Linked DNA regions of Mus musculus: all the other regions are linked to region 4. Evidence: chromatin loops called from intact Hi-C (ENCODE). Cell type or tissue: heart. All regions are shown on one strand. Region 1 holds the start of Hexb (hexosaminidase B). Region 2 holds the start of Nsa2 (NSA2 ribosome biogenesis homolog). Region 3 holds the start of Btf3 (basic transcription factor 3). Region 4 holds the start of Utp15 (UTP15 small subunit processome component).

Region 1 (8,000 bases), 1.1 Mb after region 4:
TGGAAACTTGAGACTCACAAATACTATGTGATAATCAGTAATGTTCCAGGACAGAGACGTTATTAAAAGCAGCATCCTCATAGACACATGCTTTTAGGGCTACGCATGATGTCCTGATTGTTGGTGCTGGCAATTCTGAAGCTGGTATCTTCAGTGATAGCAGGCCTGTGAGCATGTCCTTGTGCGTCACACCAGATATTAAATCAATGATAATATTGACAAAATTCATTCCACTGGGCCACCTCACAGCCAGAAGAAATGTAAGCAAGCACCATTTACATTAAAACAAAACAAAGAAAAAAACCCCCATAACTGGCTACAACTCTGATGTGATAGCATTCGTGCTGGTTTCTGTTTGGCATAGTGACAACATGCTACACGATGTGCTACTAATACACCTTGGCCCACACATGTTGAGAGCTTCTCTGACCATCTCTAGGTTGTTCCACTGTTTGCCATCTGAGACAGGTGGTTGCTGTCAGTGTTATTAAAGCCATGGACAAAGAACTCGTGGCTCTTAAGTCCAATTAGACAGCTGTGGGTTATCCCTCAGATACTAATGTCATTATTGCACCTTGGAGTATATTTTGCCAAGATGGTTGCTGCTGTGGTTCACGGGTGAGTTGGACTTTGTTATCCTTGACTGGCAGGTTGCCTAGCACCCTCCAGTACTATGGTAGCTAGCTAGTCCTCCAGGAGGTTTTTGGGACAGCTCCAGCTCCACTCCTCCATAAAGTTTTTAAAGGCATTTAAAGGTGTTTGAAGACTAACAGCTACAACCGAAAGGTACAGGTACACAATCGAATGAGTCCTTGGATGCCTCAGAGTTCAGTAGAGAGGAGATTGATTGAGAAACCTGGGGTAAAGCAGGTACAGCTGTCACTAACATCGGAACAATTCACGGGCAGAATTGCCCAGAGATGGCAACTTCAGAAAGGGATGCCCAGCATTGGAATCCTAGTCAAGGATCCTCCAACTTTGGCCGGGCTTTCAGAATTGCTACAGAGAGCTTGGTGTTTTCCTATTTCCTTCTTGAAGTAGAATGTCCGTACTGGTCATTCTCTGCCCATTCGGCCATTTTATTTGGGGCGTGGGGAGAGGCCAAATAACTTGTTTGTAGATCATAGACTTTTAGCTGAAAAAGAAAGTTTGCTTTATCTGTACTTATACACACATACACACAATTGTATATTTATTAACTTTTTTTTTTGTATGTAACCCTGGCTGGTCTAGAACTCCCTATGTAAAGCAAACTGGCTTCAAAGTGAGAGAATTGCCTGGCTTTGCCTCCCAAGTCCTGGGACTAAAGGAATGCATAGCCACACTTAACCTGGTACACATACAGTTTTGGAAAGGGGAGCGAGAGCATTAGGTGGTTGTGTCTCATGATAGGTTCTAAGGCAGAGTCGCTCAGCTGCATTTTTTGAATTCCTGACTCACGAAGGCTGTGTGCTATGTATCATCTCATTACGACCTTGTCTTAGACTTATACAATAGATAACTGACAGGAAAGGTAACACATCCTCACGCTTATGGTAATTTCAACACTGTGAATAGACACGTTTATACAGGAAATGGAAAGAGTAATACGATCCTGAGGTTTGCTTTCATGGAAGAACTTGACTTTCAGCAAACACCATGACAGCTTTTACAAAGACTTTTCTGGCAGCTCTCTTTTGCACTGCTTGCTGTGCCTGTGTGGTTTGGGTTTGCCTGGATCCTCTTTTTCCTTGTGTAAATGAGGACCTGCTTGATGTTTTGCTAGGGCATGCACTTGAGAGAGCACATGGTGTTTGGAAAGGGTATGAGTATAACCCGACAGAGAGTGAATCACAACACTGTGTGGTATTGGTTCTCCTTGACGCCCTTTTACTGACCACCATTTGGGAGAGAAATGCGCCAACGAACTTTCTGGGAGGGTTCCAGACGCTTCTTGCAGCTTCAAGGACTCCAGCTAATTGGCAGAGCCTCTCCTTCCCCATCTTCCTTCCAGATCAAACTGCCATTGCTGTTTTGTGGATGGTGTTTTCGAGTGGATCGAGCTACCGCTGTGGATTCATGTGAACCGAACTGTTGCTATCCTGACAACACAGATCGGATTCGCTCCAAATAACTATTTCTAAAAAGGTCCACATCCTCCTTTGCCCTGTTAATCTTTCCTTTCTACTGACTCTGGTGGGTGGTAGGATAGAAGGGAGGTGGTTAAAGCTTTTTAAGTACACTTATTAGACAGAGTAGGTTTTCAAAAATACAAGCCGGGCTGGTGAGATGGCTCAGTGGGTAAGAGCACCCGACTGCTCTTCCGAAGGTCCAGAGTTCAAATCCCAGCAACCACATGGTGGCTCACAACCATCCGTAACGAGATCTGACTCCCTCTTCTGGTGTGTCTGAAGACAGCTACAGTGTACTTACTATAATAATAAATAAATAAATCTTTAAAAAAAAATACAAGCCTACACACACCTGCTCGCCTCTCCATGCTGCGTGCTGCTTATGGGCCTTCACTAGCTTTGTCCTAAAGGAGAAGCTGTGACATTGAGCTTCTTGACTGGGGTTGGGATTTTATTAGGATAGACATGCATTTTCCTGTAAGGAGCTGGCCCTGAGCCCTTGTTTACACCATGTGCTCTCTCAAGTGCATGCCCTAGCAAAACATCAAGCAGGTTCTCATTTACACAAGGAAAAAAGAGGATCCAGACAAACCCAAACCACACAGGCACAGCAAGCAGTGCAAAAGAGAGCTGCCAGAAAAGTCTTTGTAAACATCCAGTGTAGAAAATGAAGCTAGAAGAGGAAACCTGGATGGTAGTTCTAAGAGAGGGGAAGAGACAGGGGTCTGGTGATATCGATTGTGTCTAGATGTGTTTATCTCCAAATACTACATACAGAGGCCTGTCACAAATTACTGTGTAAGTTGCCCTCATTATAAGTGGAATATTATTATTCCTTCTTTTATTTATCTAGGGGTGGTTATACTAGATATAATTCGGGTTATATTTCTGTGCTCTTGTAGGATACAACCCAATTTTTGAACTACTTAGCAGTCTTCTTTTTTTTTAAAAAAATTTTTTTTTCCTGTGTGTGTATTAGTCAGGGTTCTTTAGAGTCACAGAACTTATAGAATGTCTCCAAATATTAAGGGAATTTACTGTGATGACTTACAGCCTGTAGTCCAACTAACCCAACAATGGTCAGCTGTGAATAGGAAGTCCAAGAGTCTAGTAGCTGCTCAGGCCCACGAGGCTCATTGTTTCAGCTGGTCTTCTGCAGAAGTAGGTTCTAACAGATGTGTTGGCAACTAAGTGCAAGCAGGCGAAGAATGAATCCTCCTTCTTCCAAAGTCCTTATGTAGGCCTCAGCAGAAGGTGTGGCCCAGATTATAAGGTAAATACCAACAGGCTTGGATCTGGGACTTGCTTTGTTCCAGGCTGACCTTGAACTCAAAGCTCTCCTTGCCTCATTCTCCTGGGATTAAAGGTGTGTCCTACCTAGCCTGGGCCTAAGCTTTTCATGGCCACTATGTCTCAAGATCTCTGTGTCAAGATCTAGGTCAGAATCTTGTGTCTCCCAGCCTCAAGATCTGGATCACAGGTGAGCCCTCTAATTCTAGATTGTAGTTCATTCCAGATATAGACAAGATGACAACCGGGAATAGCCCCCACAATGTGTATGGGTGTTTTATCTGTATGTACATCTGTGTACCACATGCGTGCCTGGTAACCTCAGAGGCCAGAAGGGTGAAGTATTCCCTGGGACTGGAGTTATTGGCAGTTGTGAGCCACCAAGTGGGTGCTGGAAATTGACCCCCCCCCCCGGTTCTTTTTGAGAACAGAGTTCTTAACTGCTGAGCCATCTCTCCAGCAATCTTCTAGCATCTATTTACTTACTAAGTTGCCTTCCTGTGATTAGACATACTGTAATCTCTGATTACACATATGCACGTTCGCCCTAGCTAATCGTTATAAAGGTCCTTGGAAAACTATACATCGACATTAATCTCCACTACAGAAATATTCTCTTTGTATCACTTTAATATTTATGTAGTCCATCGCGTCTATCCCAAGTTTTAAATGCTCCCCCTATCTATTTTTTTTTCCATGCATAAATTTTAACCTCCCATTACTTCCAAAGTCAACTCCTGGGAATTCTGACTCGGGAGGTTTTATCAATCAGAGTCCACCACCGTCAGATTTAGTGACAAAAACACTACCTGAAGAGTGGAGGAAGAGACAGGTCTTGCCTGTCAGTGGGCTGCACAAACAAGTTCCTCAGGCGTGACAGGCGTGAGCCACACCCCAGCATCCCGGCTAGAGCGCGACCGCCTCTGCACCGAGCCTGCCCCCAATTTCCGGGCCAATCCCCTCTCGGAGGCGGAGCCCGGGCGGGGAGCTCGGTCATCTGACTTGGTGACCCGGGCACGGATGCTTTCTTCCCAGCGACCCAGACTGGAAGGTTGGTCCAAAGACTGCCTAGCCAGACTCGCGGAGCAGTCATGCCGCAGTCCCCGCGTAGCGCCCCCGGGCTGCTGCTGCTGCAGGCGCTGGTGTCGCTAGTGTCGCTGGCCCTAGTGGCCCCGGCCCGACTGCAACCTGCGCTATGGCCCTTCCCGCGCTCGGTGCAGATGTTCCCGCGGCTGTTGTACATCTCCGCGGAGGACTTCAGCATCGACCACAGTCCCAATTCCACAGCGGGCCCTTCCTGCTCGCTGCTACAGGAGGCGTTTCGGCGGTGAGCAGCCCCACCCAGCGGGGAGGGGACCTTGGGCACAGAGAAGGATCGCCGGGCTACTTGGGTCTCACAGGACTGGAAGACAGCATGACTAGCCAGTCTAACTTAGGTCCAAACTTTGCAGACTGAAGCCCAAGACTTGACCTGTTCATGCTTCTTCTTTCGCGCCCTAGGTGCTCAGGGACCCTACTTAGGATGGGTTCCGAATAACAACGGCCGGGCGTGGTGGCGCACGCCTTTAATCCCAGCACTCGGGAGGCAGAGGCAGGTGGATTTCTGAGTTCGAGGCCAACCTGGTCTACAGAGTGAGTTCCAGGACAGCCAGGGCTATACAGAGAAACCCTGTCTCCAAAAACCAAAACAAAACAGAATAACAATGGAACCCGTGACTCTGCTGGAGTCAGTTTGTTGGGCCTCAGATGGGCAGTTGAGATGACTCCAAAGATAGGGAGGGAACAAGGTCCTAGCCTGCAGAGTGAACCTCCTCTGAGTGCATCCTTAGATACGGATCTTTTAAGGGCCCTAGGTATCCCCAGTGTCGCTTTCAGCTCCGTATGTGGCAACAATTCAGATATCTTTAGTCTCTTCAGTTTTTTTTTCGTTAAGTGTATATGACTGCATGAATTTATGTGTACCGCATGTGTGGAGATACCTGCAGATGCCCAGGGCATGAAATTTTGGAGTGAGCCCCTAATGCGGGTGCTGAGAGCCGAACCTGGGTCCTCTGTAAGAGAGTAAGAGTTCTAAACCTCTGAGCTCTGGGGTGGTAGTCAGGGGAATGGGGGAAACCTTAAGTTGAAACTTTATAGGAGACCTCCCCCTTCCGAGCTATGTTCCATACCTAATAATGTTAGGTATTCAAATGTTAGTCTTTCCAAATGGCCTTTCAAGTGGCTCTTAAGTAACATCTGCTTTTCTTCTTGTTTTCCCAACACTTGGCAGTAGTTGCTCTGTCTTCCTCTCTAATAGGTTTCCTAAAAACCCTTGCCTCATTTAGCACTTAACTGTCAAGCCGGGCATTCTCTGGGCACAGAGTGCCAGCCATAGGTAGGCACCCTTGCCAAGAACAGGGGCTGTGCTAACCTTATTGGTTGCAGGGTAGATTGTATTTGGGACGGTATTTGAATGGGATCCCCCCTCTGCCCTCTCGATTTGAGACCTGGGCGGAAGGGTCTGCCCCCTGGGAACTGTAATTTGGTGCTAGCTGTGTCGCCTGCTTTCACTTCTTCTCTGTGTCTGGTGCATATAGCTATAACTTGATTTTGCCTGCAGGACACCAAACAGCTGACCAGGGAATGCAAAACAAAGTTAAGGGTGGGTGTTTTAGGCTCTTTGCTGTGGAAGGTTCAGTGGAAGAGGCCCTGATGCAGCAGAAACAGCGGGGGTTCTCTGCCACAGAAAGGCTAATGCTTTGCTTATAATTTGCACAACTAAGAGGGTACTGTCACCCTATTTTGGAGGCCTGCTCTAAAAAGCCTTTGGAGTTGAATTGCTAATGGGCTGGAATGCTTTGTGGCCCACAGGTAGAGCGAAAAATGTACAACTAAAGTGCCTGGTAGTATTGGGGTATCCCGGATTGTAGCCCAGCTACTGGACTGAATAACGTCTGAAAAGCGGCTTGCTTGATTTAGAGCTGGCGGTCAGGCTGGATTTTCCTTTTGCCTTGCTTGAGCAGGCGAGTTACTTGTTAATGGATACAAAGTGACAAAGGCTTGAGTCAGCTAGGAGGTAGTTTGAAAACAGGCTTGCCATCTCACAATAAGACCTGGTCATTGTCACCTGGAGGATTTGTCCAACTAATGTGTGGCCAGTGTGGGAAGTAGCTAGTAATCGCACCTGGCGTTGTTTGGAAGCTGGTTGGGTTTTTCTGTTTGTTTGTTTGTTTTTCGAGACAGGGTTTCTCTGTGTAGCCCTGGCTGTCCTGGAACTCACTCTGTAGACCAGGCTGGCCTTGAACTCAGAAATCCACCTGCCTCTGCCTCCCAAGTGCTGGGATTAAAGGCGTGCGCCACCAACTGAAGCTGGTTGAATGCATTTGGCTGAGCATTCTAGGAGTGACTCTGGCAAGCATGGTAGGGTTGGAAGTCTCTGGAAATGCAGGAGAATTCAGGGAACCCCAGGTAATGAACATTCATACAAGCTGTTCAGAGTTCAGCGGCTTCTATCAGTAAGAGCCCAGGCCTCATCACAAACACGGCTTTCTGCAGGGATAGTTTGGCTGTTGAACATATGGCTACTTCCTCAGCCTCGGAAAAACTACTGAATAGTAGACACTGTTTTGGGTTTTGCTTTTGAGACAGATGTCATTGTGTAGCCCTTGGCTGGCCTCAAACTCATCATGTAGACCAGGATGACCTCCAACTCACAACAGCTTCTGTCTCCTTATGGTGAGATTAAAGGTGTGGACCACCACGCCTGACCTGGAGCTCTTGTTTTAAAAGGATAGCTTCATTTCTTTGGTTCCAGGAAGGCTAGCTAGCTAGCACCTAACTCAGACCTCAGATCTTAAAAACTAATTAGTGGTTCCTCCCCGACACTTACCCTCCCCAGGTTCTGCCCAGTACCAGGGGGGCCCTGCACACGCAAGCCAAAGCTGTTACCATTCGAGCCACACCCCTAGCTCCTTTTAAACTTTTTTAATTTTTAAAAATATTCTTTTATAGCTGGGCGGTGGTGGCAAGTGCCTTTGATCCCAGCACTTGGGAGGCAGGCGGATCTTTTAGTTCAGAGCCACATTTATCTCCAGATGAGTTACAGGGCAGGGCTGCACAGGGGAACCGTGTCTTGACAAACAAAAGACAGCAACAACAAAAATGACTTTATGTGTATGGATGTTTTGACCGGTTGTGTCTACATTCCATTTGTGTCCAATGCCTGTTAAGGCCAATCATAATTGGTTGTGAATCCCTGTGTGGGTGCTGGGAATTGAACCCAGATCCTCTGCGAGAGCAGCCAGTACTCTTAACCGCTGAGCTATCTCTCCAGTCCTCCCCCCCCCCCCCCCCCCCCCCGAGACAGGGTTTCTCTGTATAGCCCTGGCTGAACTCACTTTGTAGACCAGGCTGGCCTCGAACTCAGAAATCCCCCTGCCTCTGCCTCCGGAGTGCTGGGATTAAAGGCGTGCGCTACCATGCCCGGCTTCCAGTCCTAATTTTTAAAGCTTTCTTTCTTTCTTTCTTTCTTTCTTTCTTTCTTTCTTTCTTTCTCTTTCTTTCTTTCTTTCTTTCTTTCTTTTTTTCCTTTCTTTCTTTCTTTCTTTCTTTCTTTCTTTC
Region 2 (8,000 bases), 1.1 Mb after region 4:
AGGCCAGCCTCCGCTACAGAACAAGAATCTCTATATACTTTTTCAGTGGAAATACACATTCCTCAAAATGCTGCTTAAGTAATTTTAAACTAGCAAAATGACCTGAGAGCCTCCTGACAAGGCCTGCATGGCCTGGGTCACAGGCTCTCCAAAGCTCCCTGCTGAGTTCCTGCTGGGGGAGAAGCAGCCCAGTGACACAAGGCAGCGTTCCACCTGAAGACTCATATTTGCAATGCATAATCAACGTAATAGGTAACAAAATACATAGAGATCTCGTGTTAGAATAAAGCTTACAGGGAAGATGCTATCATGAGACATGAGGCAAGTGTCAACCTGCCTCAGAAATTGGCTTCCAACAGCTCTACAGAAAGTTGTACCGCGACTATTTGAGAATGATGTTATCTCCTGACTTAACAGCACAGAACGTTACTTCACGGGTATTTCAACCTATAGACACACACACACACACACACACACACACAGAATGAGAGAGAGAGAGACAGAGAGAGACAGAGAGACAGAGAGAGAGACAGAGAGAGAAAGAGAGAGACAGAGAGAGAGAGGCACACTCTTAGTTAGCAGTGTAAGGGTGAGCATGAAGTACTGCCATTTTTGGAAGAGAGAAAAAACTCCAGCCTCTTCCAAAACACCATTTTTATTACCTCATGAGAACAGCATTTCATTTTGTCAGATGCTCTTTTTATTGCTAAGAAAATCTTTTAAGTTGCATTTCCAATTAAATTAAGGTAGTCTGAGCAAACCAAATTTGGAATGATGAGCTGTATACGAAGTCTCTGGTTATAAATAACTAGTCAAAATACAGCCATTTTGGTAAGAAACACTTACATTAAGGTGCACACTGAACGTTCTCTGATGATTCACTGCAAAAATCCTCCATTTGGTGAACATCGTGGTCCTCTAAAACGTTCTCTGTGAAAAAAAAAGAGACAAACAAAATAAAAAAAAAAAAGTAAGTCAGTAAGGCACACATAAGAAATAGAATTTGCCGAGCAGCGGTGGTGCACGCCTTTAATCCCAGCACTTGGGAGGCAGAGGCAGGCTGATTTCTGAGTTCGAGGCCAGCCTGGTCTACAGAGTGAGTTCCAGGACAGCCAGGGCTATACAGAGAAACCCTATCTTAAAACACCCCCCCCCACACACACACACAAAAAGGAAGTAACTTACTTAATAATTTTACCTACCAAAACCACAATGCATCATGAAAAAGTAAAACTTTAGCCAGGGCTACACAGAAAAACCCTGTCTCAAAAAAACAAAAAAATAGAAAAAGTAAAACTGTATTAAATGAAGTGCACAGTTCTTACTTAAGCTTAAACTGTCCCCCTTTTTTAAAAAAGGCATCTTAATTCTTAGAGAAAGATATGAAGGGCTGAGAGTTTGGCAGATGCCTATAATCCCTGCACTTGGGAAGCAGAGAGTGGAGGGTTGCCAAATTTTAGGTCACCTGGACTACATACATAGACTCAGTTCAAAGAAAAACCAAACCAACCAAACAAAACTTCAAGATATAATTAAAGTACATTTATTGAAATTAAAAAAAAACTACACAGAAATATACTTAAGGTAAATATTTAGAATTAAGTATGATAGATATCTCACGAAACTTGGTAGTTTCTCATCAACAACAAAACTTATCTATTCTGATTTTTGAACAATAAATATGTGAAAATAAAATACATAAAAGCTATATGAAAGCAAGCTGCCTGCGCCTGTGAATACAGAAGCCTTTACTTTGCAAACACTTACTAAGCCTGAGGGGTAGCCTTTGCTTACGCTGTCAAGGGCCTGGGTTTGACCTCCGCACCACAGCAGGCCCTTAGACCCACATTTACCAAGTCTTCCCTGGACGTAAAGTACGAGGTCAAAGGTGTGAGAAAATGATCTGCCTAGGTCACGGGAGGCAATGCTAAATCAGTTATGCAGAATTTTCATACTACGTGATTGAGGCCACCAAGATGGCTTAAAAGGTAAAGGCTCTTGCGGCCAAGTTTGACAATCTCGACTTGATCCCTGGGACACACAGGGTGAAGACAACCAACTGTCATAAGTTGTCCTCTGACTTCTATGCACAAATGCATGTGTTTTCACACTGGTAGTCAAGCAAACAAATAAACAAATGAAATACACTTAGTCATGTTAATAGTTTAATACATTAAAAAAAGATGTGACACATAAGAACAGTCATAAAATGTACTCCTATGTAAGCAGAATTTAAGATGTTACTGTAATCAGCCTGCCATGGTGGCACACACCTTTAATCCCAGCACTTGGGAGGCACAGGCAGTCGGATTTCTGAGTTGGAAGCCAACCTGGCCTACAGAGTGAGTTCCAGAATAGTTAGGACTACACAGAAAAACCCTGTCTTGAGGAAAAACAATGTTGCTGAGACATAACATAGAAAAGGGGATCTGTCAGCACCCAGTGGAAACGGCCTTAAATTAGGTTCCTACTGTTGTACTAATTCTATCTTCCCTCCCTAAAAGATGATGTTTCTAGATTGTATCCCAAATGTATTGTCTACATACAATATTTATCATGTACTGATGTCTCCGAAATAACACACTTCATTTCGAATTTGTATCACATGTAACATTTCTGCAAAAGTATGATGTATGCCTTAGGTAAAATGTTCTTAACACAGCCTTTAACTACGACTTTTGCTTCTCCTCTTTATGCTCAATGGAAGATCTCAAGCTGCTAATCTTATTTTTATTACAAAGCTTATTTCAGGCACAAGGAATTGTAAAAGATTTAAAACTTTTTTATGCACATGTGTCCCTATGAATGTATACCGTGTGTGTGAGGGTGACTGTAGTGACAGCTGGGAAAAGAGAAGGAATCAAGCCAGGTAGTGCGAGACTTTAATCCCAGCACTTGGGAGGCAGAGGCAGGCGGATTTCTGAGTTTGAGGCAAGCCTGGTCTACAGAGTGAGTTCCAGGATAGCCAAGGCTACACAGAGAAACCCTGTCTCGAAAAACAAACAAACAAACAAACAAAAGAGAGAGAGAGAAGGAATCAGACTCAGCTAAAGGGATTTCTTAATCCGGAAGCTGATTAAATACGTGTGCTCTGAAAACCCATCGAGACAAACGCCTATAGTACATCTATTTCCTGTCTGGATGAGTCTTTAAATATATCTATGTTTTACTACTAGAAGATTGCTGCTGGACTCTCGGGTCTTCTGAAATCTTGGATACATCACTAGAAATCTCAGTTTCCGTCTTTCATCTATGACAGCACAGGTCTGAATGAGAATTAAACCCACATATTTAATAAAAAGTGTGTCTAAAATTGCTTTTGGAGTATTTGAACTAAAGCAGTGAACAACAACAACGACTGTGCTCACACAGACTCTAGCCAACTCAAGGGCTACTAGGGGGAGGGGCTGAAATATACAACATCCTACTGTCATCGATGTTGCAGAAAGGAAGGGAAATGGAGCAGTTATGGTGTCAAGGGAGGCTTCACTAAAACTGTGAAATTAAAACTAAAAAAAAAACTAAAGTAGGTAAGGGAGTCAATGTGGGAAGAGGGAGCATACTCTAGCTTGAGAAATTGCGTAATTTACTGCACCTGAAAATACACGAATGCTAATCAGCGCTAGCTCTGATTTAAACAAACAAACAAACAAAAACATTATACTATGGGGACTTAAATGATAGTTTGAAGCCCAGCGGTTGTGGTGCACATCTTTAATTTCAGCACTCTGGAGGCAGAGGCAGGCGGACCTTTGTTGAGTTTGAGGCCAGTCTTGTTTGCGAAGCAAGTTCCAGGACAGCCAGCTCTACACAGGGAAACACTATCTCGAAAACATCAAAAAAGGAAGGGATGTTTAAAAAAAAAAAAAAAAGCAACAGCTTGACTCCAAGTGCTAGGGCTTCTTGAGATGTACTTTTCAATTTTGGTAGTTCCAAATTGGAGCTAGTGAACTTCTGTGACTACAGTACAAGGATAAAACTGGGGACTGACGAGATGGCTCAGAGGTTAAGTTTGGCTGCCCTTCTAGAGGACCAGGTTCAATTCCCAGCAACCACTAGCCCCCCCAACCATCTTTTATGATTCAACACCCTGTTCTGGCCTCGGAGGGCACCAGGTACGCACTACACATTTAAAAAAAAAAATAATAAGGGCTGGTGAGATGGCTCAGTGGGTAAGAGCACCCGACTGCTCTTCCGAAGGTCAGGAGTTCAAATCCCAGCAACCACATGGTGGCTCACAACCATCCGATCACGATATCTGACTCCCTCTTCTGGAGTGTCTGAAGACAGCTACAGTGTACTTACATATAATAAATAAATAAATCTTAAAAAAAAAATAATAATAATAAGGTGGAAAAACCACACAGATTTCTAAAAGGTAAAAACTGCCCTTAATTACACAGGATTTCTCAAGAGCTTAGGGGGAAAGTCCTGGGCGTCCACAAAAACCAAGTACCTTTTGCTTTCCTGGCCTGGCCAGTAGTTTTATTTTCCATATAACATATCTCAACCAATTGTGCATCCGCTAGCAACAGGAGAGACAGAAACAGACTAACAAATCAGTCGCCCTCCATAATGGATGAAGCAACACGTCCGTGACCCGGCAGACGGGGCCCGGAGGCCGGGGAGTGCTCGTCTGGAACCCGCTGTCAGTAGCAGCTACGAGGTCAGCAGTGGCAGACCAGCAAGACCGCGGCACGCACAGGGCGCCTGGCTGGTTCTGCTAGTGTCCGCCGGGGAGTAAGAGAGGAACCGGCAACACGGTACCACATCCCACCACCTCAGACACCCTCATACCCGCAGAAGGAACCCGCGGATCTCCCAGCTTACAAAAGCTCCATAAGCACCTTCCGCCCTCTAAGCAGTTCCGGTGGCGTCTCAGCTAAAATTCTCCTGCTGTCAATTTCCGCCCATCTGCCTAGGAACGGAAAGACGTCACGGAACTGCTGTGCGGCGCTTGCGCTCCACTCGGCCTTCTTAAAGGACTACCCTTTCCCGTCCTGGGCTGAACGAGGCAGGCTCGTGGACCAGTGACATCCAGAAATTAAGAGTTTTTTGAGACCCGGGAGGTCGCGGACCGGTGCTCCGCGGCTGTCATCATGGTAAGGAGGCCTCCTCGGACGCGGGCGACGAAGGGCCTGGGGTTAGCGTGGTTGGGCTGTCGGGGAGAGAGGACCGTGGTAGGCGGAACTGAGATGCCTTGGCGTGAGATGCAGCTTCTGGACCCGGAACACAAATCTTGGGATGAGACAAGAGTTCACTATAAAAGTCCTGATCTTGCTACCGTGGCGTCAGTGCCAACCTAATGGAATGCAGTTGAGACTTGTGATAATAACTTTATAGTCGCATCACACCGTTTTAATGCTCAGTATACTATATTCTTTGCAAAAAGCCAAACAGCGAATGAGTTGCGGAACAAAACATTCTCTTTATATATGAATTACCAGACCTGCCATTCTCATTATACTGGATGTTTCTCTTCAAAGTGGAATGCCATAAACCTTCTTTGTAGTTGCTGCAAAGTTTATGTGATAGCAGTTGAAAACAACACCCATAAGGGTTTTGTTACCTAGTTTTAATCTCTGAGCTGGGTTTTGTGCCTGTTTGTTTATTAGGTTGGTTGGTTTTGAGGGTTCAAATCTAACTAGATGCTGACTACAGTTTCATTGTTAACAATGAAACAATTTAAAACACAAATGGGATCCCATATAGTACTGACAACATGCAAAATAATACACCAACTTTGGAAGATAACACAGCAGTAGACAGTTTCCAAGCAAAGGTCTGAATTCATCTATATTTATTACAACTTTATTCCTAATCACCAATGGAAAAAAATGAACAGTCCAGATATACATCATATGGTAAATGGATAAAGAAATGAGTTTATATCCACACACTGGGATATGGCCAAGTGCTATAAAGTACTTAAGAGCTGGTAGACATAAATGGATATATTCTAGTTAAAAAAAGCCAGATGCAAAAGGATGTGTGTCCTGTAGATTCTACTCACTGGGCAGAGTAAACCATACAAATATAAGGTTGAAGATGGGAAAAGAAGACCTTAGAGTAGCACAAAGGAACATTCTGGGGTGGAAAAATCAATATGCCATCTTGAATATAATGGATACAGAAATTTATGATTGGGCAGGAATTACAACTACACACCCACAACTAAAATTGGCAAATCTTGTTTTATGTAAATTGTGTTTTAGAAAAATAACATTCTTTTTTTTTTTTTTTTTTTTTGGTTTTTCGAGACAGGGTTTCTCTTTTAGCTCTGGCTGTCCTGGAACTCACTCTGTAGACCAGGCTGGCCTCGAACTCAGAAATCCGCCTGCCTCTGCCTCCCGAGTGCTGGGATTAAAGGCGTGCGCCACCACGTCCGATTGAAAAATAACATTCTTTTTGGTTTTTCGAGACAGGGTTTCTCTGTGTAGCCCTGGCTGTCCTGGAACTCACTCTGTAGACCAGGCTGGCCTCCAACTCAGAAATCCGCCTGCCTCTGCCTCCCAAGTGCTGGGATTAAAGGTGTGTGCCACCACTGCCCGGCAAAATAACATTTTCTAATTTAAAAAGACCTGAAAGTAATTTACCTTATTATCTAAAGTAAAAAAAAAAGCATTAAATCCTGTAGTAATCTTATGTTTTTAGTAGATTTTGAATAAATACCTTCATTAAATAGTAGCTTTCCCTGAGAGTCATGCAGGTGTAAGCACATGAATACTGTCCAAGATAAAAATATATTTCACTTCATCATATTAAAGTCTTCGAATAGGGCTGGAAAGATGGCTCAGCGGTAAGAGCACTGACTGCTCCTCTGAAGGTCCTGAGTTCAAATGTCAGCAACCGCATGGTGGCTCACGACCACCTGTAATGAGATCTGATGCCTTCTTCTGATGCTTATGTATAATAATGAATAAATCTTTGGGCCAGAGCGAGCAGGGACTGAGCGAGTGGGGCTGACCCAGAGCAAGTAGAGGTCCTAAAAATTCAATTCCCAACAACCACCTGAAGGCTCACGACCATCTGTACTGCTACAGTGTATTCACATACATAAAACAAATAAATAAATCCTTTAAAAAAATCTTAAAATAATCGTGTCAATACTTGAAAAAATTAAAGTAACATTTCTTGAATTATTACAGCCACAAAATGAATATATTGAATTGCACCGCAAACGATACGGATATCGTTTGGACTACCATGAGAAAAAGAGAAAGAAAGAAGGTCGGGAGGCCCATGAACGTTCAAAGAAGGCAAAAAAAATGATTGGCCTGAAGGCTAAGCTCTACCATAAACAGCGCCATGCCGAGAAAATACAAATGAAAAAGACGTAAGTGGGCCCATCTACATAGCATACTCGGGTAATAATTACTGTGCACATTCTGAACCTCTGGGCTTTCTCGTAGTATTAAGATGCATGAGAAGAGAAACACCAAGCAGAAGGATGATGAGAAGACGCCGCAGGGAGCAGTCCCTGCCTATCTGCTGGACAGAGAGGGCCAGTCGAGAGCAAAAGTCCTTTCTAACATGATTAAGCAGAAACGGAAAGAAAAGGCGGTAAGTAATTTTTTCACGAGAGAAATATCTAAATTTGAGGGTCACGATTTGCCTCCAGTTTAATTTGAAACATTAAGGGCAACTATTAGTTCCATTATTGGGATACTGAAAGTCTTAGAATGTTTTTGTGAATCTTTTTATTTCTATTTTGATGAGGATTTAAGACTTGCTTATTTTTATGTGTGTTTGCCTATGTGTATTTATGACAGCACACGGTGCCAACAAAGGCTAGAAGAGGATGTCTGTTCCCCTGGAACTGAAATTATTTGCTAATGAGCTACTGTGTGGGAGTTGGGACCTGAACACAAGTGGTCTAAAGAACAGCAAGTGCTCTTAGCAGCTATCTCCAGCCTAATTTTGTAAATTTAGTTTGATAGAAACTTGCTGTCTTATCGCCAAGGTTGGTGTATCCTGGTGGAAAGAATTTTAGAATTTAA
Region 3 (8,000 bases), 52 kb before region 4:
ATAAACATCGTCTTCCTTACAGTTTGGTGATTTTCAAAATCATACAAGTCTTCTATACCATGACAGAATAGGGGAAAAGAAACTAAGTCATATTTCTTGAATATAGGCCTAAAAGATGAGACAGGTATCAGTTACATATTGTAGAGTTTTATGTAAAAATTCAGAAAATATCATGATTAGGAAGTTTCACATACTTTCAGTGTAATATGAAGAGTAAAATATTCTACAGATAAACATTTCTTTAAAAAGAACTAGTTAGCCGGGCGTGGTGGTGCATGCCTTTAATCCCAGCACTTGGGAGGCAGAGGCAGGGGGATTTCTGAGTTCGAGGCCAGCCTGGTCTAAAGAGTGAGTTCCAGGACAGCCAGGGCTATACAGAGAAACCCTGTCTGGAAAAACAACAACAAAAAAAAAAAAAAAAAAAAAACAAAAACAAAAAGAACTAGTTTTACCTTTTATCCATCATATGTAACACAGTCATGTTTTATATATTTTCTGTAGCACTGAATTCTGTTGCCTCATCTCAGTTATTTGGAGAATGGTTAGGTACTTCATAGGGTAGACAACAAGCATGGTTTTCTGAGACAAACTTACTTGTTCGGATAAAAGAAACATTGTTGTTGTTTCAAGAAAAAGAACTTGTTACAATTTTCTACATAGCAACGTAGTTGTCTCTCCCGATTTTTTAAATGACTCATCGCTGTTGCAAGAAACTCTTGTGTAAAAAGGTTTCCAAGGGGAAAAAAAATTGATTTTAGCTAGAGTATTCATTTCGGCAACTTTTCTGGATAAATTGTATTCTCTAAAAATTCTAACACAACTTTCTCTTTGGAATATTCAAAAACATTTCGTAGCTAAGATTGGAAAAAGGCTTAAGCACACAGAATTTTCACTTAACCTCTTTTTCTTTTTCGTTTTTTAATCTTCATATAGGGATTTTCTAAGGTTATCTTAAAATTTGTCTGGGAATGGTGCTAGACGACTATAATCCCAGCATTGGACAGAGGGGCTCTGAGGCCGGAGAATAGCTGTGTGCTTCAGACTAGCCAGGATTACTTATCGAGACACTTTTTAAAACAACCATCAAATTATGCAACAACAACAAAAAACAAAAACAAAAAAACAAAAAAACGACAACCACAATTCGTGCTGGAGTTCGGCAAACTTTAACTCACAGCCACGTTTTTACCCCCAAGCACGCAGGCTCAAATTCATCTTGGAAGAATTCAAGGTAAAGTTTGCTCCATCGTGAATGCTTCATGGTCGAATCCATGACGATTCGAGATCAGGGAGTCGATGGTAGAGGTGTAGAAGGGTTAAGAGGTTACAAATCTTGTTACCCTGTTTCAACCTTGAATAAACCGAATTGCTGAAGGGTGGAGATCTGGAAAGCATTCCGAACATGCTTTCTAGACATTCTGAGTCGCGATTTCTACATCACCCAAGTCACTTAATTTTGGAAAGCAACATTAGCCTGGCTGATTTCGATAGTTTTTTATTTACACCCGGCATTGAGCAGACACTGCAGCCTACTGGACAAAGCTGGACGCCCTACGGGGTGGCCACAGGGCAGACTGATTTAACCACAGCTCTACAGGGAGCCTCACTGTCCGATCTATCCGCGGCCTTTCCCAGGACCGCGGACGGCGACCGCGGGTCCCAGCTCTCCGGTGCTGCTCCCGGCCCGCCGCTGGACGAAAGGAAAGAAACAGCCGCGGACCGGCCCCCGGCTGCGCATGCGCGGCGACGCCAACTCCGCTTCCTGAATTCTGGAGGAAGTGGCGTCGCGTTACTTCCGGCCTCCCTCTAGCTGCCATCTTGCGTCCCCGCGTGTGTGCGCCTTCTCTCAGCTGGTCTGCCCGAGACCCCCTGAGCGTGAACCTTAGTTCCCCGCGCGGCGCCATTTCCACTCCGACAAGGTACAGAAAAAAGGCCGTGGACGCCGGCGTGGGAGGAGACCGGGAGTTGGGGGTGGGGCGGGCGTTTCCCGGCAGGAGCGAGGCAGGGAGGGGACGGACGGAGCTGAGGAAAGCGATGCGACGGACGGGCGCTCCCACCCAGGCGGACTCTCGGGGGCGAGGGCGAGCCAGGGGCGGCTGGCCCGGGGCCGAAGCGACGCCCTCTCTCCCTCTCGGCGGAAGCCGAGGACGGGAGTCTCAGGTACCGCGAGGCCTGCGGAGAGTGGCCGGGCCGGGCAGGCCGTGGCGAGGCCTCGGCCCAGGCCGGGCAGGGCGGCGGGGAGCGGGGGATGCTCGGTCGCCGTGGGGCTGAGCCCGAGGCCGGGCCGGGCCGGGCGGGGGAGGGGCGAGGGGCCCTGTGCGCCCCGGCGAGCCTGGAGGGGTGAATTGGGGATCCAGGCCTCAGCCCGAGGGGGACGACGTTCTCCTGCGAGTGTAGCGGGAAATAACGAGCGTGGAATGCTGGAGGGGGGGCCCGGCCGTTCTTGTTCTTGGCTGAGGATTTTTTTTTTTCCTCTCTCTTTGTAGATGAAAGAAACAATCATGAACCAGGAGAAACTCGCCAAACTGCAGGCACAAGTGCGCATTGGTGGGAAAGTAAGTTTCTTTTTTTTTTTTCCTCCTTTCTTTTTCTCTCCTCTCTCTCTTCCAAAGTTCCGTTTGCATTTCTCACGTTGTTGGGTTTTTTGTTTTTTGTTTTTTTTGTTGTTGTTGTTGTTGTTTTTGGTTTGGTTGGTTGGTTTTTTGGGTTTTTTTTGTCACTTTGCTTGGCAGGGGACATTTCGCAAAGCTAGCAAATCCAAGGGAAATGAGACCAATACTAAGAGACAAGGAGGAGATAGATAGATAGATAGATAGTAGGGGTGAGGTCGGTCATCGAGTAGAGAAGAAAATAGCACTTAAAAACGGTGCCTTGCTTGCAAGAGGTTCAGGATTATGGCGCATATAAACAAATGTTACTGGATTTTATGAATGGGGGGGAAAGTATGTTCTCTGCCAAATCTTTGTGTACCGTGTACCCTTGACTTGTACAATGTTGGGGGTGGTTATTTTGTTACCTTTGAGTTGTCCTGAGATCCAACACATGTTTTGGTACATGCTAGAGGACCTCTCAACTCCCAAACTGCATTCCCACCCCATTTTTTTTAAAAGTAAGTTAACTGAAAGTATTGGCTTTTCCTGTTCTACTTAATGATTAGGTAATTTTATTATTATTATTATTATTATGAAGATCTTCTGCTCTTCTGCATTGCTTTCTGAACTAAATGCTCAACAGACTAATTGTCTTTTTTAGGGTATTTGAGGATACCTTCCTATTTAAATTCGTGAACAGTGTTAGGTTGGGAAATCCTACCTTAGCACATGTCTTTTGTTCCTCAACCTTTGTAATTATGCTACAGTGAGAGAATGCAAATGTGTTGGCAGGTTGGTTTCTCCAAGTGGATTCTGCTCTGAAAGAATTGAACTTGGTGTTGGTGCTGGGTCCACTCCAGATGAAGAGCTCCTTAGTTTCAAGTATCGAGTTAGCACATTCCTGGTGTTTAACAGGTTGAAGCATGGAGTCTCCGAGAAACCTGTGGAGCTTCCATAGTACAAGTTTATTACCTATTAAATTGTTCTAACTTTAACTTTTACTGAAGGTAAATCTTCAGTAGTCTTCTGAGAGATAAGGAAATGTGGAACGTAACATAACATAAGTTAGGAGAGTTGGCACCAGCAGTAAGCATCCTGTTTGCCTTTGCTGGCAATTGTAGTCTTCAGTTTGCACTCAGGACATTAACCTTAGATGCTTCTCGACCTTTTAATTTTAAGGCAGAAGCCTTCAGGTGCTAGGAAAAAGCTGGGCTTGTTTTCTTTCTTTTTAGTTTCTGGAGTGATGTGCTTGTGTGCAAGGTTGTTCCTCTTTAATTACTGGGTTTTATGTTTTAGCATCATCAATACATGGAAAATGAAAGCCTTCCAAGTCAGTCTCATAGGGATACTTTGTATCTAGTCTTTGTTAAGCTAAGACAATGTTTCCAGTTATAATATGGGAACATTTTTTCTGTACCTTTTAAGAAACTTTACTTATAGAATGAGTGAATGTAGCCTTAGAGAAAAGTAGTGTAAGATTCACATGCTGTTAGGTGAATATTATTCAAGACCCTTTTCAGTGTCTAATGGAAAAACTGACAATCTTTTAAGTTCTACATTTGTGAAATGTGTGAGATCTATAAGTGGTAGTCTGTATTTTATAATCTAAAATTTTCCTGGTTCTTATTGTTGTAAAAGTTTGTTTATAGTCTACATAAAGTTGGAAGTAACATAGCATGTCATGCATTTAGTGCAGAGTTGAGGAAAGACAGATTGGACGATGACTTGATAGGATTTTAAAATATGACTAACAATAAAATCTAGAAAAAATGGAGATGTTTGTGAAGTCCTTTTGTTGAGTGATTGAGAAGAGCCCTTTTCGAGGGGAGAAGAAATTTGCTGGGGAGGGGGGTGAGCAATGCAGGGAAGAGGGAGAGAGTTGAGAAAGGTCTAGTTGACTTACGAGAGCTCTGTGGGTTAAGAACTTTCTACTCTTGGCTATAATAGATATTTGTATACAGATTCATGAGTTGTTTGTATACTGTCTCATCTGTGAATATTAAGCTATTGATTTTTCTTTGAAAACAAGAGGTAAAGATGAGGCTTAGCTTAGGTTGAAACATGGCCTAAAAAGACTTAAAATGTCAGGGCTTGTGAAAGACTTTTTTGCACGTGGCAAACTGGTGCTTATGAAGAATTCCTATGTCATTCCTTACTTCCATCTTAGCCTGTCTTTTGAACTTCTTAGTTTGTGGGTTTGATAACTACCGTTAGTCTTTATTATGTATTTGTTTTTACTTGAAACCAGGTCTCAGTTGTTTTGCTCTGGTTTGCCTAGAACTCAGTAAGGTTAGCCAGGCTGACTTCATATTCAGAGATCCATCAGAGTGTGCCACCTTGTTACATCTGATTAACTGTCTTATACGGAAGCAAAGGTCTGAAAAGAATTGGAGAAGATCTGCTGCTGTGTCAATGTGTCGTTTCCCCTCTTGCTCCCATAGGGAACTGCTCGTAGGAAGAAGAAGGTGGTTCACAGAACGGCCACAGCAGACGATAAGAAACTGCAGTTCTCCTTAAAGAAGTTAGGGGTGAACAACATCTCTGGTATTGAAGAGGTACGTGCCAAAACGTGGTGTGACTGCAAAGTTTAATGGTCATGTATTAAGTAATTGTCGTGGCTCTGCTGTTAGCATTGTAGTTCATGCCCCATGCCCCATTAGATGTTTAGATGTTTGAATGTCTTGGGAGGTGTTCCTGCCCTATTAACTAAACAAATGATCAAGGATATTGTGAAGCCAGAAAGCTGTTCCTTTATACATTCCAGGGAAGTTGTCATCCGTGCTTCAGAGGGGAGGAAAGAACTGCACCACGTAGCCAGAATCCAGTTTTTGTTTAATAAAAACATTAATTTTAAAGGAATCTTTGGTATTCGTTACTTACAACAATTATTTTCTTTATAGGTGAACATGTTTACAAACCAAGGAACAGTGATCCATTTTAACAACCCTAAAGTTCAGGCATCCCTGGCAGCAAACACCTTCACCATTACAGGCCACGCTGAGACAAAGCAGCTGACAGAAATGCTTCCCAGCATCCTCAACCAGCTTGGTGCAGACAGCCTGACTAGTTTAAGGAGACTGGCTGAAGCTCTGCCCAAACAATGTGAGTATCCTTAGAGTCACTGTACTTGCTGGTTACTTAGCAAGCTATTTGTGTGATCTCAGGTTCAGAATTGGTAAGAATGTCTTTACATGTAGAAGGCCAACTTATATATCTAAAGAATTGTAGACGTTTAACTGCTTATGTGTGTTTTGTTTATAATGATGTGTCTAGTTTATCTGTGATTTAGTCTAGTTTATACTTGATTTAGTGGGTGTTTGTTTTCTACTAGCTTACTAGGTTTAAAACAAACTAAACCTTTTATTAGTTAGAAATGAAAAAACTGTCAATTTTGGGTTTTGCTGCTACTTAAAATTTAGGTGCTGATCAAGCTGGGCAAGGTGACTTACACACGTACTTTGAGAGACTGGACGAGGAAAATTACTGGGTTCAAGACCAACCTGAGCTATAGACATGCAGCCTCAGAAAAAGAATAAAACTAGCATTCCATCTCCTTATTTACAGTCTTTGTGTTTGGTGGCTTTTTAGACTCTTAACTGTTTTAAAACATACTCCATTATTGTTGATACAGATGATAGCTGCCGGTATTTCAGTGTTTCACCTTATAGGGATTTAGTTTAGTTGACTTATGTGTTGGACAAGCTGTGTTTTGGTTTGGTTTTTGTTGTAATGAGCACCATAACCAAAAGCAGCTTGAGGAGGAGGGCTTATTTTTATTTCACTGCATTTTACAGTCCATCATTAAGGAAAGCCAAGGCGGGAGTTTAAGACAGAAACTATGAAAGAGCATTTCTTATTGGCATGCTCCCAAGCTCACAATCAACTGCCTTTTATTTCTGAGATTATAATTACATTTCTCCTTTTCACCCCCTCCAAACCCCACCATGTATACCTCTTTGCTCTCTTTAAGTTAGTTAATGCTCCCTCAATTAATTGTTATTGCATGGTGGAGTGTATAAATGTTACTTGTATGTATGTGTTTAGGGCCTTCTTATCCCAGTCCAGCTTGCCCAGGAACAGCACTGGCCTACAGTGGGCAAGTTCCTCCTACATCAGTTAGCAATAAAGAAATGTGCCCACCCTCACCCAAAGCACACACATGCTACCAGGCTGATCTGACAGGCAATTTCTCATTTGAGGTTTCTTCTCCCCATGGGTGTCAGATTAATCAAGATTAGCCATCATAGCTGATATGACAACTTATGCTGGATGCTTAAAAAATTGACTAGGAATACAGAGGTTTGCAGTGGCTTGTTTTCCTCGGCTATCGTCAGACGCTGACTCATTTTATGCTTTTATTAAGGGAGGGGCATCAAGATGTTCTAGGCCATCTTGGACTTTGAGAGCTTAAATAGGGTTTTGAAATTTCCCCTGATGTCTGTGCGGGTTAGAGCTGTGTGTTCTCAGAGCTTGCTTCTTTCTGTTTAGTGAAAGTGCTCAAGGTATGATGGCCACTGGGGAGGCTGAAGTAGGAGCGTTACATACAAGTTGAAGAACTTTTATGTGTTGAAAGCCTGGGCAAATTAGACTGTCAACTCTTGGTGGTTTGTTTAAGTAAAAATAGGCCGGGTGGTAAGGCTCAGTGTGGTTCTTGTTTGTGTATTCGAGGCCCTGGGTCGGGGGAGGAGAAGGAGCAGTACAGTTGAGAGAGACTTTAAAGTTGGCTTTTGTGTGTGTTCTTCCTTCCTGGCTGTTTGAGATAGGTCTCCCTATATAGCCCTGGCTGTCCTAGAGTTTACCATAGTCTTGTCTTTGCATTCAAAGTTCTATGATTGATAGGTGAGTCACCGCGTTTAGCTTAATTTTTTAATGCTTTATTTCAGTAAATATATTTAGGAAAATGGCTGGCCTCTTCATTTGCCTCCCAAAACCTCCCGCAGTTTGGTGTGTGGTTTTATCCTGAGCGTTCCCTACTCTCACTGTTCTCTGTACCCAGAGGATGGTTTGTGCCCATCAAAAAGGTCTCCTTGCTGGTGCTATAGGTGAGACCTCAGATGTCACTTGACATGAGTGTAAGTTGTGCATTGTATTTCATGTGTTCTTTTGGTGGACATTTATTGATCTAAAGAAATGCGTTGGTTATTTCCATTTCACAGCTGTGGATGGAAAAGCACCCCTTGCTACTGGAGAGGATGATGATGATGAAGTTCCAGGTAAGAATCACTTCAAGGGAGAGAGATGAACCGACAGAAAACATTCCAGGGTGGTAGTTATAAGTTAGAACTGGTGAATGTGAGGACACAGGACAGGAACCTCACTTAGGAACTGAAGCTACCTTGAAACATAGTGGATTATGAAAAAGCATGGAGAAATTGAAATATCTTGAGATTTGATGTTCTAAAAATGTAA
Region 4 (8,000 bases):
AGATAGATAGATAGATAGATAGATAGGGTTTCACTATGAATCCCTGCATGGTCTGGAACTCACTAAGCCGATTAGGCTAGCCTTGAACTCACTGCCTCTGCCTCTCAAGTGCTGGGACTAACTAAAGGTATGTGTTACTACACCTGGCTTAGACAAGGGATATTTTAAAAAACCAACAGAAATTTAATATGGGTGTCTGTGAGACTCTAGAAAATCCCTTTAAAAGATGACTTTCAAGCTTTTCCTCAACTCTGAATCTCCTGATTCAAAGAAAACAGAATGGAGTCAGCCAAATGAAAGTGAATGTAGGGAGTTGTACCATAACTTTCAACCTTTAAATAAGACAGATGCCACCTCCAGGTCAGAGTTAACTTGATCTTGAATATTTTTACTATCCTCTTCATTTAAGGACTTCACGAATCGAGAACACACGTTCATATCAAATCGGTTTGGCAATATGAATTTCATCCCCATGGCGACGCCCTGGGCTGCTCCTTCATCTGGGTTTGGGTCTAGCTGGTGCTCTAGCTTGATGTCTGGCATCCCAGAGATATAGCTGCTGGGACACTCTTCCACGATCAGCTGGGCCCCAATGTCCAGATTTGCAGATGTAGCCATGGCTTTAATAATTAAAACACTTCTTCATGATTTCTTGTTTTTTTTTTTCTCAAAGGTGTTATCCAGTATTTTCCTGGAATTGGGATATTAAAATATCTGAAAGTAAAAAATTAGAAAATTTATGGTAGTATGTAACTTATATAAATGTACATACACAATCATTTTAACTCCACACCCAAACACTGCTCTTGTAAGCCTCCTAACAGGATGCACAGGATATTCAGGGGTAGGGGATCTGCCTGTGAACCAAGGCTTTGCCATTTGCTTATTAGCTGTGTGGTGTGTACAAGTTGCGGAGCCTGACAGAGTGTCCTGTGTAAAAAGGGATGCACACCGGGTGTGGTGGTGCACGCCTTTAATCCCAGCACTCGGGAGGCAGAGGCAGGCGGATTTCTGAGTTCGAGGCCAGCCTGGTCTACAGAGTGAGTTCCAGGACAGCCAGGGCTACACAGAGAAACCCTGTCTCAAAAACCAAAAAACAGACAAAAAGGATGCTGCCGCTTATGTACAGGGTCCTGGGAAAGGATGCAGGGAACACAGCACACCTCCAACACTGTCAAAACACATTTCAGTTAGTTTCTCCCCTTCTATAGTTGACTAGTGCCAAATATTTAAAGATCAGGCTACCAAAGAAAATAAACTTTTATGCTAAGACAGTAGGCCATTATTTGAGATTAATTTTTTTTGTTTTAAAAGTGAATCTCACCATTGCACGGTGAGATTTATTTTTTTAAATGCCATTTCTGTAAGTCTTCTCAATTTGAGCTGAGGTATAACCAACTTGTAGCCAGGTTGACCAGCACTGTTTTCTATCATACCCATGATTCAGACAGTGAAGCACTTTACAGACTTGTTTTAAAAATGAGCTATTACACTTATCTATTTTGTTCGCATGTATATGGGCACACATGGGCCACAGCATGCATGTAGAGGAGGATACATTTCAGGATCTGGGGTTTCCCATCTATTATGTGTGTCTCAGGAACTGAACTCAAGTCATCAGGCTGGGCAGCAAGTGGCTTTACCCACTGAGGCACCTCCCTGGCCCTACAAAATGTATTTTGTTAAGAATTAAAAGTATATTTATCAGTGTTTGTTCAGAGAAAGCATAAGCAACTTGTTGTAAGTTTTGATGAGAAATATGTAGATTATGGATTGGTGTCACAGGATATGTGACAGTCCCAAATACACAGTCACTTGAAAAAGGAAGAACTGAAGATCCAGTGAATTTTTGTTTTGACAGCATATTGCCCCTTTGGACACCTTGAAAGGGAACTGAGTGTGTGATGATCAGAACTGCCTGGAATTAGGAGAGAAACGAATCAGTAATGTATGACCACTGCAGCACTTTAAAACCATTTCAAAAGACTGATCCTGTTGAGTATGGTGGAGCACTAGAGAGCAGGAGAAATAGTCCTCCCCAGAAAGGAGCCCAGCAACTGGTCATGCAATACTAAGTAGTCATGCCCTGAAAACATACACACAAGAAACATTACACAAGCCAGGTGTGAGGGGCACACACCTTTAAGCTCTGCACTTGGAAGGCAGAGGCAGGCACATCTCTGGGAGTTTGAGGTCAGCCTGGTCTACACAGTAAGTTCTAGGACAGTTAGAGCTACTTAATAGAGAGACTTTATCTCAAAAACTTCTTTTTAAAAACCACTGGTCCTTATCACGGCCTTCTGAGTAGAATGGGTGAGTAACATTCATCTCAGTGGAAAAAGAAAGCTCCTGAATCCGGAGAAACATATGTTGCTCTATCAACTCCATCACTGAGGTCAGTAAGTAAGCAGCAATACAAGAATACAAAACTTCCAGGAGAGACATGAAGACACTACAGTCACACAAAGTATCACATAACAAAGTTGCTACATTTTGTCAGAAGGCCACAGGAACAGAAAGTTAGTTTATAGCACTCAATGGGAACTGTTTCTAAGGAAAGAACAATTTCTTCTAGGCACGTGTGGGTTGAGCCGCAACTCCACCCCCTCTCCTCCCCAGTTCTCCCAGGGGATGTCCAGTGCTATTCTCTTGAAAACTTCCTTTCAAGCTCCCATTAAAGGGGGAAAAAACTGCCAGATGGAGATCTTTTTTCTTTTGACACGAGGTCTTACTTATTTTGTAGCCTCGACTCTGACTCCGGAGTGCTGGGATTAAAGGTGTGTACCACCTCCCTCACCTGGTTTAAGATCACTCTTAGGAGCCACCGCACACAAAACCTACCTAGTGCCTCATATTTTCTGATCTTAATTTGGACAATTTTTTTTTTTACAGTTTCTTTCCCATATTTTCTAATTGGGTCTGATAATTTATTTTCAACACCAACTAATTCGATGTGCTAGACATGCAAATCACGAGTTTCCCGAGACTCAATCCTTCCTAAAATGGGGTTAAAATAGTCACCTCTTTGCGGACCCCTATAGAACAATAGGTTTCAATAGACGGAATTACCAGTCTTTGACCAGAGAACAGGAAAGGAAAAGGGAACGGTTATCTAGACTGGATTACAGAGATAAGCAAAGACTGTTGATTCGCCAAGACTTGAAGCACAAGGGAGGGAAAAAACGAAATGACAGAGATGGTGAGAAAGAGTTAAGAAAGAAAGGGTGGGTAGGCTCGCCAGCCAGACGCCTGGGAAGGGAGAGTATAATGCAAGCAGGGGGCACAGTCCCCAATGGAAGCTAATCACAGAGGCTTCGGGTTCTTCCTAATTCTTGAAATTGTCCTACAGTGGGGGCAAAGGTGCTATAAAAAACGAAAGGCGTCTCACGGGCGACAGGTGTCCGGGCGGGCGTTCCCGCTCTACGGCCGCGGGGTGACACCCGCTCCCGCTCCGACGCGGCGAGCGGATCCGGGGACAGGGGCCGGTCAGGCGGGTGGTACACGCGCCCTGAGCTCAGCGGGAGAGCGGCTCTGGCCTGGCCTAGCCAGATCGGTCCCGAGCCCCGGGCCTGCTTCGGGCCCAGACGTCACTTCCTATCTTTTATCTCCTCTGGAAAAAGCCCAGAGCGTTCGGTGAAGGCGAGACGACTCCCAGGGATCGCTTCTTGTTTCCCTAGCGCCCCGTAGCCCATCCTCTCGGAGAACCATGGATCGCCTCAGTTCCGGGTCATTGGAGAGCGGCCCGGGGCCCCGCCCAGGGCCCCGCCCACCAGGGCGCTTTCTTGTAGTTCTTTGGGTCGTAAACCTTCTGCGCCTGCGCTGCACGTCATCTTCCCGCGACGCGCCTCTGCGCCTCCGCGTTTCCGGCTCCTGGACTGTCCGCGTGATTTTGAGCGAGTGCTGCAGAGCGGTATGCTGTAGGGAGCTGGCGAAGTCTGGGGAGTCGTCCTGGGGATCGGTGCCTCGGTGGACCCTCGGGGCCCCGCGGAGGTAGGCGATGGCGGCTCCCGGTGGCGGCCCAGGCTCTGCTCAGTCCTCACTGTGATCTCTGACATCCTGGACGTCTGTTCTGGGGCTTCCCCCGGAGATCACTGAACTTATCTGCCTCCGCGATTTAATTTTGACCCAGGCTTTGCTCCTCTGTAGTCGCTCTCCTAGCCACCTCTGTCAGTCCCTGGAGCAATCTCTTCTCCAAGGCCAAGGACAGAATTCTGTTTTAGTGATTTGAGGATGGCTGGGTATTCGTCCCTCTCTGCACCTCCGCTCTGCTTCTTTTGTGCCCATCGTGCCACATTATGCTTAGAGACCCCGCTGAAATGACATTATGTCCAGGTAGAATTAAACATCTCCCTCTTACATGTTCTCAGTACCCTTCAGGGTTTATTTGATCACACCTTGTGTCGTAATGCCTGTTATTCCGTGAATCCCAGTTTCTTAGGTCCTGACTTGGTCCAGTGATTTTCCTAACATTCGTTTTCATAGCATCTCATTGCTTGTTCTGTCTTCCCTTGCACGTCCCCGCCAATGCTGTTCTTCATTTGTGTAACTTAGCAAGCCAGCGCTACTTCTCACTTCTTTCCTCGAAAACCTTTCATTTCTTGAAAAATAGACTTAGGAGGTACTATTCCTGGGACAGATCTATTCCGGTGCCTGTTTTTATCTAGTGAGCCAATAATGGTTTTTGCAGATAAACATACTGTCTTATGTACAGTGATTTGGCTTGAAACTAAATGAAATAGGCCTTGACCTCAAAGAATTGTATTTCCTTTCAACAACAACAAATGCGTTTGTGAGTACTAGTGAAAAAATTTCTTGCCATGTCATTAACTATAGAATATCTTCTGCTTTGTCGGTTGGTTGGCCAGACCTAAAATATTTACCATCTGGCCCTTGATAGTGTTTGAGAACACCTGTTGGAAGGCAGAGAGGGATTTCTGAGGGACAGAATGACTTCCTGTGCTGACCTTAAATAGGAAGTACGTAGTGAAAGGGCATTCCTGGTATGTTAAAGCAAAAGTGAGTGTGAAGTGAATGAACCTTGGTTTGCTCTGCTTCATCAAAATAGCAATTAGAATAAGTTAAACTGATTGCTTTGGTGCTGCTGATGTCGGCTGTGCAGGCTTTTCAGAGTGGACAGAGAGTATCGTCGATATAATCGTCCATCTGATACTCCCGACTGTCTTCAGTTGAATGCTTCTCGTGTTAAGAACTTAGATTCTTCTTCTCCTTCTTTTTTTCTTCTTCTGTCACTTTTAAGTTTCCTCTGTTTAGGTTTTCTTTCCTACAGTTTGAACCTTTCACGTTTAATTTTATGTCTGATGCCAGCACATTATCTCTAATTTCATCTTAAGCCTCTACACTTAAAGATTAACTTTGTTTTCCTTGCTTCTTTTGTCTTTTAGGAAGTCAGGTCAGTCTGTTGTGTTTCTAGTTCTGTATTCTTTCCTTTGACAAGAAAGTGAATGTTCCAGCCCTGCATGCTTTTCTGGTTTCAACTACTGGAAGGCTAAGTCTTATTTACTCTCAAGCATTGCCGCCTGCTCTGGGAGGTTTAAGGACATACATATGCAGCATATATGTGTGTGTGTGTGTGTGTGTGTGTGTGTGTGTGTGTATGTATGTATTATATATATATGTGTGTGTATGTATATATTATATATGTGTGTGTGTGTGTGTGTGTGTGTATGTAAATGTATATATGTATATAGATGGGCCAGTATGGTACCCCAGATCTCTATGCTTCAAGTGTCTCTTCCATGATTTCAATGAGATGGTTTATTGGTCATTAGTCTATAAAGTTCCACACAGCCTTTTGAAAGAAAGTAGAATGAAAATCATCCTTGCATAGGAAAGCTTATAAACAATCTGTGCTTTAAAATTTGTTCTTTTTCCAGGCCTGAGGCAGAGTCACTGAAGTTATTGTGAAATTAGTTCCAGACTCCTGACCCTAGGATAACAGCGCACTTATATGAAACCATGGCCGGCTATAAACCTGTAGCGATTCAAACATATCCTGTACTTGGTGAGAAGATCACCCAAGACACTCTGTACTGGAACAACTATAAGGTAAAGTATGAGAGGAAATGAGGGACGAGGGCATTTGAACAATTCTTACCCATTTATGTCAGTGTCTCCAGCTGTCAAAGTCCATACCACTTAATTATTTTGACCATGCAGCTGCTTAACACAGAACATGTATATAATGGCAAATGAAACTATAAAACTTAAATCTTATATGCAAGAGGATTTTCTTGTCTTTTCTACTCTGAAATTAGCTTCTCTGTACCTCCTAATGATGCTTGCAGTGACTCTTTTAAATATATATTGAAAACCTAGAAGGTAGAAAAAATTTGGGATTAGGAAGTTTGTGGAAAATGATACTTAATCAGACAATAAAAACCTAAGAAGAGACTGAGCGTCAGTCACCAGTTCAAACGGATGTAGCTCAGTTGGTGAGTGCTTGTCTGGTTGCATGAGGCGCTGAGTTCAGTCTCCAGCCTTGCACAAACCTGTCTAGTGGTGTATGCCTGTGATCCCCCCCACCCCCGCACACACACACACTTGGGAGGGAGGCAGAATGATAAGTGCAGGGTCATCCTTGGTTACTTTAACTCCAGTTCCGGAGGATCCAGTACCTTTTTTGGCCTCAGCAGGCATTTCACACCAGTGCACGTTTAGACAAGCAGATACACACATGAAATTTTAACAAAGAGCATAACATAAAACCAAATAAGATAACAGTTTAGATGACAGTTTGTTCTGGTATGGTGGCATAAATGAAAAAAGTTGAGAGAGGGAAATGACAGTAATTGACAACGTTTTTTTAAAAAACATATTGCTTTTGGCTTTGTACTCATAGCTTGAAACAAAACATACTTTCTCAAGTATTTGCTAAGACATATAGGAGTGTTTGTTGAATTATTAGATGTAATATTGAAATTCTTGAAAAATAAGCCCATTAGATGTGAATTGGCTCAGTTAAATTATAATATATCTTTATAAAAATGGATGGTAAATGTATTGCTTGTATGTAGCAATAAAGTGGGTTAGTAGCTGTAAAAATGGTGTAGACCTGTTTACATGGTCTGATCATCTTTTATTAACTTAGTCATAGGTAAATGATGCTGGTGTAGGCTTAGCTCTTTTTCTTGTTGGGATTCAGAGTACAGTCAGCAGCTTTGGCTTTCCAATTGCGCATTTTCTGTATTGTCAGCAGGGATCGTCTAGGGGAGGGTCATCAGGCTGAGTTTTGCTTCTCTCTTTCTCTTTCCCTCATATTTCTATGTAGTTACAGTGTACTAACTATTACTAAGAACTAAAGGAACTGCTCTGTAGGAAATGGCGTATGGTTTGCCTTTTTAACTCGGCCAATACTCTCTCTCTCTTTTTTTTATTAAGACCCCTGTTCAGATTAAGGAATTTGGTGCAGTGTCCAAAGTAGACTTTTCTCCTCAGCTTCCATATAACTATGCAGTCACAGCTTCTTCGAGAGTAAGTACAAAGGTTTATATCTTTGGTCTCATTACAGGATTTTCTGTTGAGCCATCTAGTGAAATCCTGGATTTTATCTTACAGATCCACATTTATGGCCGGTACTCTCAAGAGCCTGTAAAAACCTTTTCCCGTTTTAAGGACACAGCATATTGTGCGACTTTTCGACAGGATGGTCAGTTGCTCGTTGCTGGCAGTGAAGATGGTGTAGTTCAACTTTTTGATATAAATGGGAGGGCTCCCCTCAGGCAGTTTGAAGGCCACACAAAGTAAGTGTTTTTGTTTGGTTTTGTGATGTGTGTTGTTTTTCTGTTGAGAGTTCTGTCTGAATCCTTTTTATAAACACATATTAGTTGTGTGAAGATTCTATCTATGTGTACTTTTTATTTCTTGTTGTTCACAAAGAACTTAACCCTAGTTCTACCATCCAGTTCATAGAGCTTGTGACTTCGCTAAAATTGTGTGTTTTGATTTGTGATATCTCCCCCTAGATGAATTCAGTGTTCTAA

The links. Peaks named below come from ENCODE experiments on the same cell type or tissue, not always from the same donor. Only the 100,000 strongest peaks of a DNase experiment are listed, where the experiment ranks them.
Region 1: a loop joins it to region 4, with 2.4 times the contacts of the local background. A loop is called at or near these places in 4 of 42 quality-filtered maps.
Region 2: it touches region 4 in a loop (5-fold over the local background); 5 of 42 quality-filtered maps call a loop at or near these places.
Region 3: it touches region 4 in a loop (4-fold over the local background); 16 of 42 quality-filtered maps call a loop at or near these places.

Annotation. Positions count from the first base shown.
Region 1 is chr13:97,194,754-97,202,753 of GRCm38, reverse strand. Hexb (hexosaminidase B) reads left to right here and starts at 4,397. Exons shown (of 14, transcript NM_010422.2): 1 at 4,397-4,728. The coding sequence starts at 4,493. In heart, a CTCF peak has its summit at 4,541; DNase peaks (open chromatin) are centred at 4,373 and 5,894; H3K4me3 peaks cover 1,268 bases; H3K27ac peaks cover 876 bases.
Region 2 is chr13:97,134,857-97,142,856 of GRCm38, reverse strand. Nsa2 (NSA2 ribosome biogenesis homolog) reads left to right here and starts at 4,931. Exons shown (of 6, transcript NM_021552.5): 1 at 4,931-5,102; 2 at 7,149-7,336; 3 at 7,413-7,563. The coding sequence starts at 5,100. Gfm2 (G elongation factor, mitochondrial 2) reads right to left here and starts at 4,920. Exons shown (of 21, transcript NM_177266.5): 1 at 4,798-4,920; 2 at 847-930. The coding sequence starts at 909. In heart, no CTCF peak of the experiment used is centred here; a DNase peak (open chromatin) is centred at 4,946; H3K4me3 peaks cover 2,049 bases; H3K27ac peaks cover 1,257 bases.
Region 3 is chr13:98,310,785-98,318,784 of GRCm38, reverse strand. Btf3 (basic transcription factor 3) reads left to right here and starts at 1,818. Exons shown (of 6, transcript NM_145455.3): 1 at 1,818-2,160; 2 at 2,487-2,555; 3 at 5,033-5,146; 4 at 5,492-5,693; 5 at 7,748-7,804. The coding sequence starts at 2,035. It overlaps Gm9828 (predicted gene 9828), which reads right to left and starts at 1,669. Exons shown (of 4, transcript NR_137279.1): 1 at 1,176-1,669. In heart, CTCF peaks have their summits at 1,551 and 1,754; a DNase peak (open chromatin) is centred at 1,784; H3K4me3 peaks cover 3,041 bases; H3K27ac peaks cover 1,772 bases.
Region 4 is chr13:98,258,865-98,266,864 of GRCm38, reverse strand. It overlaps Utp15 (UTP15 small subunit processome component), which reads left to right and starts at 3,873. Exons shown (of 13, transcript NM_178918.3): 1 at 3,873-3,990; 2 at 5,895-6,066; 3 at 7,399-7,491; 4 at 7,576-7,760. The coding sequence starts at 5,977. It overlaps Ankra2 (ankyrin repeat, family A (RFXANK-like), 2), which reads right to left and starts at 3,789. Exons shown (of 8, transcript NM_001271388.1): 1 at 3,389-3,789; 2 at 333-714. The coding sequence starts at 618. In heart, no CTCF peak of the experiment used is centred here; a DNase peak (open chromatin) is centred at 3,784; H3K4me3 peaks cover 2,662 bases; H3K27ac peaks cover 1,905 bases.